Linked DNA regions of Homo sapiens: region 1 is linked to region 2. Evidence: read pairs that join two places in POLR2A ChIA-PET (ENCODE). Cell type or tissue: Caco-2. All regions are shown on one strand. Region 1 overlaps BCAS4 (breast carcinoma amplified sequence 4). Region 2 has its middle 16 kb from the start of RIPOR3.

What was found. Peaks named below come from ENCODE experiments on the same cell type or tissue, not always from the same donor. Only the 100,000 strongest peaks of a DNase experiment are listed, where the experiment ranks them.
Region 1: POLR2A ChIA-PET joins it to region 2 with 6 read pairs; 2 of 35 experiments call an interaction of 5 or more read pairs at or near these places.

Annotation. Positions count from the first base shown.
Region 1 is chr20:50,832,318-50,837,317 of GRCh38, reverse strand. The region is part of intron 3 of BCAS4 (breast carcinoma amplified sequence 4); the gene reads right to left. Among named protein-coding and RNA genes, the nearest start is that of BCAS4, 40 kb to the right of the region's middle. RefSeq lists enhancers at 1-15, 3,009-3,508. In Caco-2, no CTCF peak of the experiment used is centred here; no DNase peak of the experiment used is centred here.
Region 2 is chr20:50,704,664-50,709,663 of GRCh38, reverse strand. No RefSeq gene overlaps it. Among named protein-coding and RNA genes, the nearest start is that of RIPOR3, 16 kb to the right of the region's middle. RefSeq lists an enhancer at 4,957-5,000. In Caco-2, no CTCF peak of the experiment used is centred here; DNase peaks (open chromatin) are centred at 1,504 and 1,953; H3K4me3 peaks cover 258 bases.

The sequences.
Region 1 (5,000 bases), 130 kb before region 2:
TATGCCTGGAGAATTTGAACACTTCCACCAAATAATTCCCAGCTTCAGAGCATGGGTCCTGTCCAGAAAGGTGTGTTGACATCCAGGAGGGGGGAACATAAACTTTGAAACCCCAGTTCTACCACTGCCCACCTGTGTGAACTCAGGAGCGTCACTTCTCATCTCTGTGCCTCGGCGGCTTTTTCTGTAAAATGAGACTAATAGCAGGACCTTGCTCCTGGGGTTGCTGTGGAGTTGAAGTGAGTTCTTATGTGTAAAGCACTCATAGTCCCTGGCTTGTAGTAGGCATTCAAAAGTACTAGTTTTTGTTGGCTGGGCATGGTGGCTCATGCCTGTAATCTTGGCACTTTGAGAGGCCAAAGTGGGCAGATTGCTTGACCCAGGAGTTCAAGATAAGCCTGAGCAACATGGCAAAATTCCATCTCTACAGAAAATACAAAAAATTAGCTGGGCGTGGTGGCACACACCTGTAGTCCCAGCTATTCGAGAGGCTGAGGTGAGAGGATCGGTTGAGGCCAGGAAGTGTGACTGCACCACTGCACTCCAGCCTGGATGACAGAGCGAGAACTTGTCTCAAAAAAAAGTTAGTTTTTATTAATACAACTGATAAAGGGTCAAGTTCTGGCCTGAGAGGTCACCTCATGGTTTCCAAGCTCTCACCTGGCAGGTCACACTGATTCTGAGGGCAGGGTGGACTTACACTCTGTGGAAGCCACTGACACTCTAGTCACCCCAGGACCCCCGGCTGGCAGGGCAGAACAGTGACTGTCCATCCTGGACAAATTATCCCTCTCTCAGCCTTGTGGACAACTACAACCACCATAATAGTTTGTCCTTGCTGAGCATCTGCAAGATGGCAGGTGCGGGTCTCATTTAATCCTCACAATGACTCTGAGGGGTAGATGGCACATTCCTTTCCTGGAGATGGGGGTCTTCCTTGAAACTGACTCTAAGGGGGTTGGTGAATTACCAAAGGGGCAGATCAGAGCCCCAGCTCTCTGGCTCTGGAGTCCACCTGCCCCATACAATGTCAGGTTCTCAGCAGGTCCCTCAGTTTTATTGTTTGATGTCACACACTTGAGCTAATAGGAAATACATCACCAGCCAGGCGCAGTGGCTCACGCCGGTAATCCCACCACTTTGGGAGGCTGAAGCGGGCAGATCACGAGGTCAGGAGTTCGGGACCAGCCTGACTAACATGGTGAAACTCCGTCTCTACTAAAACTACAAAAGTTAGCCATGTGTGGTGGCACGCGCCTGTAATCCCAGCTACTCAGGAGGCTGAGGCAGGAGAATCACTTGAACGTGGGAGGCAGAGGTTGCAGTGAGCCGAGATCGCGCCATTGCACTCCAGCCTGGGCGACAGAGCGATACTCTGTCTCCGAAAAAAAAAAAGAAAAGAAAAGAAATACATCATCTCCCACTTGATCTTAAAATCCATGGCCCTCTTGGGACCTCACTTAGGACTCCCCCCTTTTAATGGAGCATCAGTTACAGAGAAATCTCTCTCTACTCTAAGGAAAGCAGACGTGCAGGGGTGTTGACAGGAGGTGAGTGCCACTCAGCCTCAATGTTGGTGAGACTCTAGGGCAGAGTAAGGTCTGTGACAGCCGGGAGATTCACGCCCCACGGTGGTGACAGTTGCTTCTGAGCTCCAGCTGCTCCCAGAAAGGAATGGGGAGAGCTTGGGGTTGGTCTTCTAACACCTGGTCCCTCAGCAGTCCTGGCTCCTGTTGGCATCTGAGTTTGCAATCTCTATCTAAAACTTATAGTAGGCCAGGCATGGTGGCTCACGCCTGTAATCCCAGCACTTTAGGAGGCCGAGGCGGGTGGATCACAAGGTCAAGAGATCACGACCATCCTGGCCAACATGGTGAAACCCCGTCTCTAATAAAAATACAAAAAATTAGCCGGGTGTGGTGGCAGGCGCCTATAGTCCCAGCTACTTGGGAGGCTGAGGCAGGAGAATCACTTGAACCCGGGAGGCAGAGGTTGCAGTGAGCCGAGACTGCACCACTGCACTCCAGCCTGGAGACACAGCAAGACTCCATCTCAAAAAAAAAAAAAAAAAATTATAGTAGTTGCGGGTGGGAGTTCAAAATAGTGTAGTCACTTTGGAAAACTGTTTGAAACGTCCTAAAACGAGTTGAGTTCAAAATGGTGTAGTCACTTTGGAAAATTGTTAGAAACTTCCTAAAACGAGTTTCCATAGCTCTCCTAAAAAGATCTGCCAATAATTCCACTCCTAGGTATCTACCCAAAAGAAATGAAAACATATGTTACACAAAAACTTGTACGCAAACGTTCATAGCAGCATTGTTTACGACAGCCGTAAAGTGAAAAGCACCCAACTGTGCGCCAGCTAATGCATGGACAAATGAAGTATGGTCCAGCCATATACCAAAAGATGACTCAACCACAGAAGGAATGAGGTCTTGGCACATGCTACAACATAGATGAACCTTGAAACCATTATGGCAAGTGAAAGAAGCCAAACACAGAAGGCCATATATGGTATGATTCCATTAGCATGAAATGTCCAGCACAGGCAAATCCAGAGACAGAAAGTAGATGAGTGGTTGCCAGAGCCGGGGGCTGGGGAATGGTTGCTAATAGACATGTGGTATCTTTTGGGAAAACGTTCAGGAATGAGATAGTGCTTATTATTGTATCACCTAGTAAATATACCCCACACCTCCAAATGGTATACTTTAAGAATAATCTGCTGGACGTGGTGGCTCATGCCTGTAATCCCAGCACTTTGGGAGGCCAAGGCAGGTAGATCACTTGAGGTCAGGAGTTCGAGACCAGCCTGGCCAACATGGTGAAACCCTGTCTCTATTAAAAATACAAAAATCAGCCAGGTGTGGTGGGCCTTCCTGTAATCCCAGCTACTCGGGAGGCTGAGGCAGGAGAATCGCTCGAACCTGGGAGGCAGAGGTTGCAGTGAGCCAAGATTCCGCCACTGCACTCCAGCCTGGGCAACAGAGTGAGACTCAGTCTCAAAAAAAAAAAAAAAAAAAAAGAAGAGTTCGAGACCAGCCTGGGCAGCAACTTAGTGAGCCCCGGTCTCTACAATGAATGAATGAATGAATGAATCAAAAAAAGAATAATCAATGTAGACTTTCTTCTTTGTGGGGAGCGGGGGTTACAGCAGCTGCAATCCCTCTGATGGGTCCTGTCATTCTAAGAACAGGGTCCACACTCCAGGCCTCGGCCCTACCCTATGGGCTACACCCCTCACTCCGTCTCATTCCTGACCTTGAGCTCCTCCCAGGCCCCAGGTGCCTGAGAAGCTGCCTTTTCCCGCCTCTGGACCTTTCTTTGCACAAGCTGCTCCCTCCCCAGGATTCCTGCACCAAATCTCAGGCCTTAGGTTCCAGGTCACACACTTGGGAAGCCCCCTCTGTTCCAGCTCTGGCCAGGACCCCTTGGTGTGTGCTCTTGCGGCTGACCCACCCCACCCGGCCTGCTTCCCTGTCTAATGCTCCTCCAGGACCACCTGCAGGGAAGCCGACATCTCCCCTCGGCCATATGCCCAGCACCCATCTCAGGGCAGCCTACAGTGCAGCAAACGTTTGTTGAATACGACAAGGATTTGGGTGTAAGAACCTCACCACCGTAACTCCCATTTTACAGGGAAATGAGGCTCAGAATTTTCTGGAGGTCACACACTAGGAGGCAGCAGCACTAGGACTTGAACCCAGGCTATGCAGCTCTAGATCAGCGCTTTGAAACGCGGCAATCTTGCCCCCCAGGGGACATTTGGCAACATGTTTGGTTGTCACGCTGGGGAGTGGGGTTGGAGGGATGCTAATAGTATCTTGTGAGTGGAGGCCAGAGAGGCTGCTAAGCAACTTACAATGCCCAGAACAGCCCCACAACAAAGAATTTTCCAGGTCAGCAGCACTGGAGCTGAGAAGCCTGGCTCTGGGGTGTGTGCCCCTAACCACTAGGCTGTCCTGACTCTTCGGCGGCTTCCTCCTCCTCAGGATAAAGGCCAAAGTCCTGACCTTGGATGGCAAGGGTTGGACAACCTGGCTGCTGCTGCCAGTTTCTTCGGCCCCACTGGGGTCCGAGTCCCCTTTGCCCCCAATACCTGGCTTCCCAGGATCCTTCCAACATCCCAATCTCCTCCTTGCTCAGAGCCAAGATCCTGCCTGGAGCCCCTGCCTGAGCTGCACCCACCTAACACGGTTCCCACAGTTCCCCCACCCACCTAACACAGTTCCTTCCACTCATTCTCCAAGGTCCTGTAGATCCCATACCTCCGTCGCTACTTCCCTTCACAGCACTTGCCTAATGAAAGCAAATCCTGGAGAAGTGTGGGCAGCAGAACGATGGCTCCCAAAGATGTTCATGTCCTAGTCCCAGAACCTGTGAATATGTCACCTTCCTTGGCAAAAGGGATCCTGCAGGTGTGATTAAGTTAAGGATCTTGGAATGGGAGGTCACTGTGAATCATCCAGGTAGGCCCAACGTAATCTCAAGGGTCCTTACAAGAGGGAGGCAGGAGGGCCAGCAACAGAGAGACAGGAAGATGTCACTCCGTGGGCTTTGAAGGAGGAGGCAGGGGCCACGAGCTGAGGAATGCAGGCAGTGCTAGAATCTGGAAAAGGCAAGAAAAGAGGCAAAGAAAGGCAAAGATTCTCCCCAGAGCCTCCAGAACGGGCCAACCTGCCACCACCTTGACTTTAGCCCCATAAGGCACATTTTGAGCTTCTGACTTCCAGAACTATAAGATAATAAATGTGTGTTGTGGATGAGTGTGGTGGCTCATGCCTGTAATCCCAGCACTTTGGGAGGCTGAGGCGGGCAGATCTCTTGAGGTCGGGAGTTCGAGAGCAGCCTAGACAATATGGCAAAACCCTGTCTCTACGAAAAATACAAAAATTAGCTGGACGTGGTGGAAAGCACCTATAATCCCAGCTACTTGGGAGGCTGAGGCAGGAGAATCACTTGAACCCGGGAGGCGGAGGTTGCAGAGAGCCGAGATCATG
Region 2 (5,000 bases):
CTCCCAACGTGTTAGGATTGCAGGCATTAAGCCAACTGCACCCAGCCAGGACTTTTTCCATGGCTGTTAAAACCACAAGGTAAAGATTCAAATATTTTTTTAAAATGTATTATATAAAAAGGATTATATCTCAACAGCTGGAATGCAAACAGAATGAAACAAAAATTCAACGAATATGTATTTGTTTTTGATGGTTATTGCTCAGAGCAAAGTAAGGGAGGTTAAGCAGCAGAAAGAACCCACATCTCGTATTTAATATTAAGCAGCTGTCATCACCCCAATTGATATATTGTTCACAGATTATGGTTTCTCTGGCACCTAAAATATACATACTCTCCATCCCTACATATAAGTGTCAAGAGTCCTTAATCATCTCCTGTGTAGAGCAGATTACATTTCCCAAACAGTGAACACAATTTCTCCCTCAAGAAAACGTATTGAAAGATGAGAGAGATTGGAATGTGTAATACAAAACAGAGATGCAGAGAAGAGTGTTTTCTAGTTCAAGAGGAAGAATGACTTTATTAACTGTAAAAATAAGGTCTGCAAGCCACAAGTTGGCATGAACTCACCTGTGTACCTATTTTTCAAACAGACCTGAGATTAAAAACTGGCCAGCAGCCAGGTGCGGTGGCTCACGTTTGTAATCGCAGCACTTTGGGAGGCTAAGGCTGGAGGATCTCTTGATCCCAGGAGTTCGAGACCATCCTGGGCGACAGAGCCAGACTTCATCTCAAAAAAAAAAAAAAATTTTTTTTTGTGGAGATGGAATCTTGCTGTGTCACCCAGGTTGGAGTACAGTGGTGTGATCTCCAGCTGCCTCCTGGGTTCAAGCGATTCTCCTGCCTCAGCCTCCTGAGTAGCTGGGACTACAGGCGCATGCCACCATGCCTGGCTAATTTTTGTATTTTTGGTAGAGACAGGGTTTCACCAGGTTGTCCAGGCTGGTCTCAAATTCCTGACCTCAGGTGATCCACCTGTGTAGGCCTCCTAAAGTGTGGAGATTACAGCCATGAGCCACCGTGCCCAGCCCATCTTTACAAAAAAATTTTTTTAAACATTAGCTGGTGTTGTGGTGCATGCCTGTAATCCCTCTCCTCGTGAGGCTGAGGTGAGAAGATCACGTGAGCCTGGGGGGGTTGAGGCTGCAGTGAGTTATGATTACACCACTGTACTCCAGCATGGCCAAAAGAGCAAAACCGTGTCTCTTTTGTTTTTGAGACAGAGCCTTGCTCTGTTGCCCAGGTTAGAGTGCAGTGGTGCAATATCGGCTCACTGCAACCTCTGCCTCCTGGGTTCAAGCGATTCTCTTGTCTCAGCCTCCCGAGTAGCTGGTGTTACAGGCACCCACCATGACACCCGGGAAATTTTTGTATTTTTGTAGAGACAGGGTTTCGCCATGTTGGCCAGGCTGGTCTCGAACTCCTGACCTCAAGTGATCCACCCGCCTCGAGGAGAATAAATGGAAAGTGCTGGGATTACAGGCATGAGCCACTGCGCCCAGCCAACCCTGTCTCTTAAAATGGACAAATAAACAAAACTGGCCAGCCCCTTCATAGTTGTGTAACCTTAGGTATGTCACCTGGACTCCTTTGAATCTTGGCTCCTATTAAAAGATGCTACTGCCTCACAGAGAGGTTGTGAAAAATGGAAGGATATGCTTTTTGGTTAGTTTTGTTATCATAATTGTTGTTTCTCATCTTACCTGGCCAAACAATCCCAGCAGACCTGGGCATTTCCTAGCCCCCATACCTATGCTGGTGCAACTCATTCTTCCTAGGCTGCCCTTCGAATTTTTGTATGCCCTATGCTGACCTGCAAAGTTCTGCTTAAATGCCACCTCTTCCAAATGCCTTCCCGGATGCCAAAAGTCAGAAGTAATTTCTCCCAGCCGCAGCTCTTATCTTATCAACCCTGTATGTGATTGCACCTCTGTTACAGAAGTTAGTGCAAACTGCTCCCAACACGATGCTGCCAACATTCCTGTGAATGGCACCGCCTCCACCAGCTGCTCAAGCCCAAAGCCGGGCTTGTTCCAAATGCCTCACCCTTCATCACCATTTTTTTTTTTTTTTTTTGGTGGAGTCTCGCTCTGTCGCGCAGGCTGGAGTGCAATGGCGCGATCTCCGCTCACTGCAAGCTCCGCCTCCCGGGTTCACGCCATTCTCCTGCCCCAGCCTCCAGAGTAGCTGGGGCTACATGCGCCCGCCAACACGCCCGGCTAATTTTTTTGTATTTTTAGTAGAGACGGGGTTTCACCGTGTTAGCCAGAATGGTCTCGATCTCCTGACCTCATGATCTGCCCACCTCGGCCTCCCAAAGTGCTGGGATTACAGGCGTGAGCCACCTTGCCCGGCCCCCTTCGTCACCTTTTAAAGCTGTCTGTTTTTGCCCATCTCCAGTTCATCCTCCACAGTGATCCTTCTAAAACGCAAACCTGTATTGCCACTGTGATGCCTAAAGCCCTCAATGGCTCCAGATTAGCCTAGGTGTGCCCTCCTTATCTCTGCAGCTTCATCTTTGCTTTTTGACATATCATTCACGTGCCATAAAATTCACCCCTTTAAATTGTACAGTTCAGTGATTCCTCTTTTTTGTTTTCCTTTTTTTACAATTTTTTAAATTTACAGATGCACTTTTTGGTTTCGTATGTGTTTTTTTTTTTTTTTTTTTTTTTTTGAGACGGAGTCTCGCTCTGTCGCCCAGGCTGGAGTGCAGTGGTGCGATCTCCACTCACTGCAAGCTCTGCCTCCCAAGTTCACGCCATTTCCTATTTCCTGCCTCAGCTTCCCGAGTAGCTGGGACTACAGGTGACTGCCACCTTGCCCGGCTAATTTTTTTGTATTTTTAGTAGAGACGGGGTTTCACCGTGTTGGCCAGGATGGTCTTGATCTCCTGACCTCGTGATCCGCCTGCCTCGGCCTCCCAAAGTGCTGGGATTACAGGTGTGAGCTGTTTGTTCGTTTTAAGAGAGGATTTTGCTTTATTGCCCAGGCTGGGGTATAGTGGCTCGATAATGGCTCACTGCAGCCTCAACCTCCTAGACTCAAGTGATCCTCCCACCTCAGCCTCCCAAGTAGGTGGGACTACAGGTGCATGCCACCACACTCAGCTAATTTTTTAATTTTTTTGTAGAGATGGGGTCTTACTCTGTTGCCCAGGCTGGTTTCAAGGGATCCTCCCACCTCAGCCTCCCAAAGTGCTGGGATTAAAGGCATGAACCACCACGCCCAGCTTTGGATGTGGTTTTTAGATTCACAGAGTCCTACAACTATCATCACTATTTAATTCCAGAACATTTTCGTAACTTACAAAAGATGCCCCAGACCCACTGGCTATCATTCCCCACTATCCCCAGCCCTAGCCCCCGGCAGCCACCCCTCTACATTCTGTCTCTCTAGATTTGCCTATTCTGGACATTTCATATAATTGGAGTCTTACAAGAGGTGGACTTTTGTGTCTGGCTTCTGTTCTTACCAAAATGTTTTCAAGATTCATCCCCATTCATTGTAGCATGTATTAGTAGTTCATACTTTTTTTGTTGTTCGTTTGAGACACAGTCTCGTTCCCTCACCCAGGGTGGAGTGCAATGGCATGATCTCGGCTCACTTCAACCTCCGCCTCCCAGGTTCAAGTGATTCTTCTGCCTCAGCCTCCCAAGTAGCTGGAATTATAGGCACCTGCCATCATGCCTGGCTCATTTTTGTACTTTTGTAGAGACAGGGTTTCACCATGTTGGCCAGCCTGGTCTCAAACTCCTGACTTCAGGTGATCCACCCGCCTCAGCCTCCCAAAGTGCTGAGATTATACATGAGCCACCGTGCCCGGCCAGTAGTTCATACTTTGATGGCTGAATCACATCACATTGTACGGATGGACCATATTTTGTTTATTCGTTCCCTAGTTGATGAAGATTTTGGTTGTTTCCACTTTTTGGCTATTATGACTATGCTGCTATGAACATTTGTGTTCAAGCTTTTATGTGAACATATATTTTCATTTCTCTGGGGTATATACCTAGGAGTAGAATTGCTGGTTCAAACTGTATTCTATGGGCCGGGCGCAGTGGCTCACGCCTGTAATCCCAGCACTTTGGGAGACTGAGGCGGGTGGATCGCCTGAAGTCAGGAATTTGAGACCAGCCTGGCCAACATGGCAAAACCCCATCTCTACTAAAACAAAATACAAAAATTAGCTGGATGTGGTGGCAGATGCCTGTAATCCCCGCTACTCAGGAGGCTGAGGCAGGAGAATCACTTGAACCCGGGAGGCAGAGGTTGCAATGAGTGGAGACTGTCACTGCACTCCAGCCTGGGCGACAGCATGAGACTGTCTCAAAAAAAAAAAAAATTGTATTCTATGTTTAAACTTTTGAAAATCTGGAGACTATTTTTCATGGTGGCTGCATGGTTTTGCATCCCCACCAGCAGTGCATGAGGGCTCTGATTTCCCCACATCCTCCTCTGACATCATCTCCTGGCCCTCTGAGCTCTAACTCCATACCTCTTGTTAGTTCTTATGTCAGCCTGGTTCATCTTCTCACACAGCCAAAGGAGGTGCTTGAAGATGCCTGTGGTTTCAGCCCTACCAGACCTAGTGCCTCCTTGTCTACCCTGAAATGAAATTCATAAATAATATAACCTACATACTCAGATCATGAAAACATCTATGTGTAATTCTCAAACTATAAAATCGAGGAGATTAAATGGTAGGTCACTTATAATCAAATCAGATGTACTTTAATGCTGGAAGTTCTAATGAAGTATCCAGGTGCTTGAACTCACAGGTGGAAACACTTTGCAGGTGACAGCGACCATTGCAGAAAGATCCAGGTGTGGGGCATTGCGGCTGGGTGGAGTTGCTGCCAGGACTGTTACTCCAGAGCAGTGAACAGTGCTTGGTGAATTCCTGAACGAAGTTAAGCACAGGCCTCTCTCAATTTACATGGTCACTGCATTCCAGGAAAATTTAGTGTTTGTTAAAACTATGCAAAAAGTGCT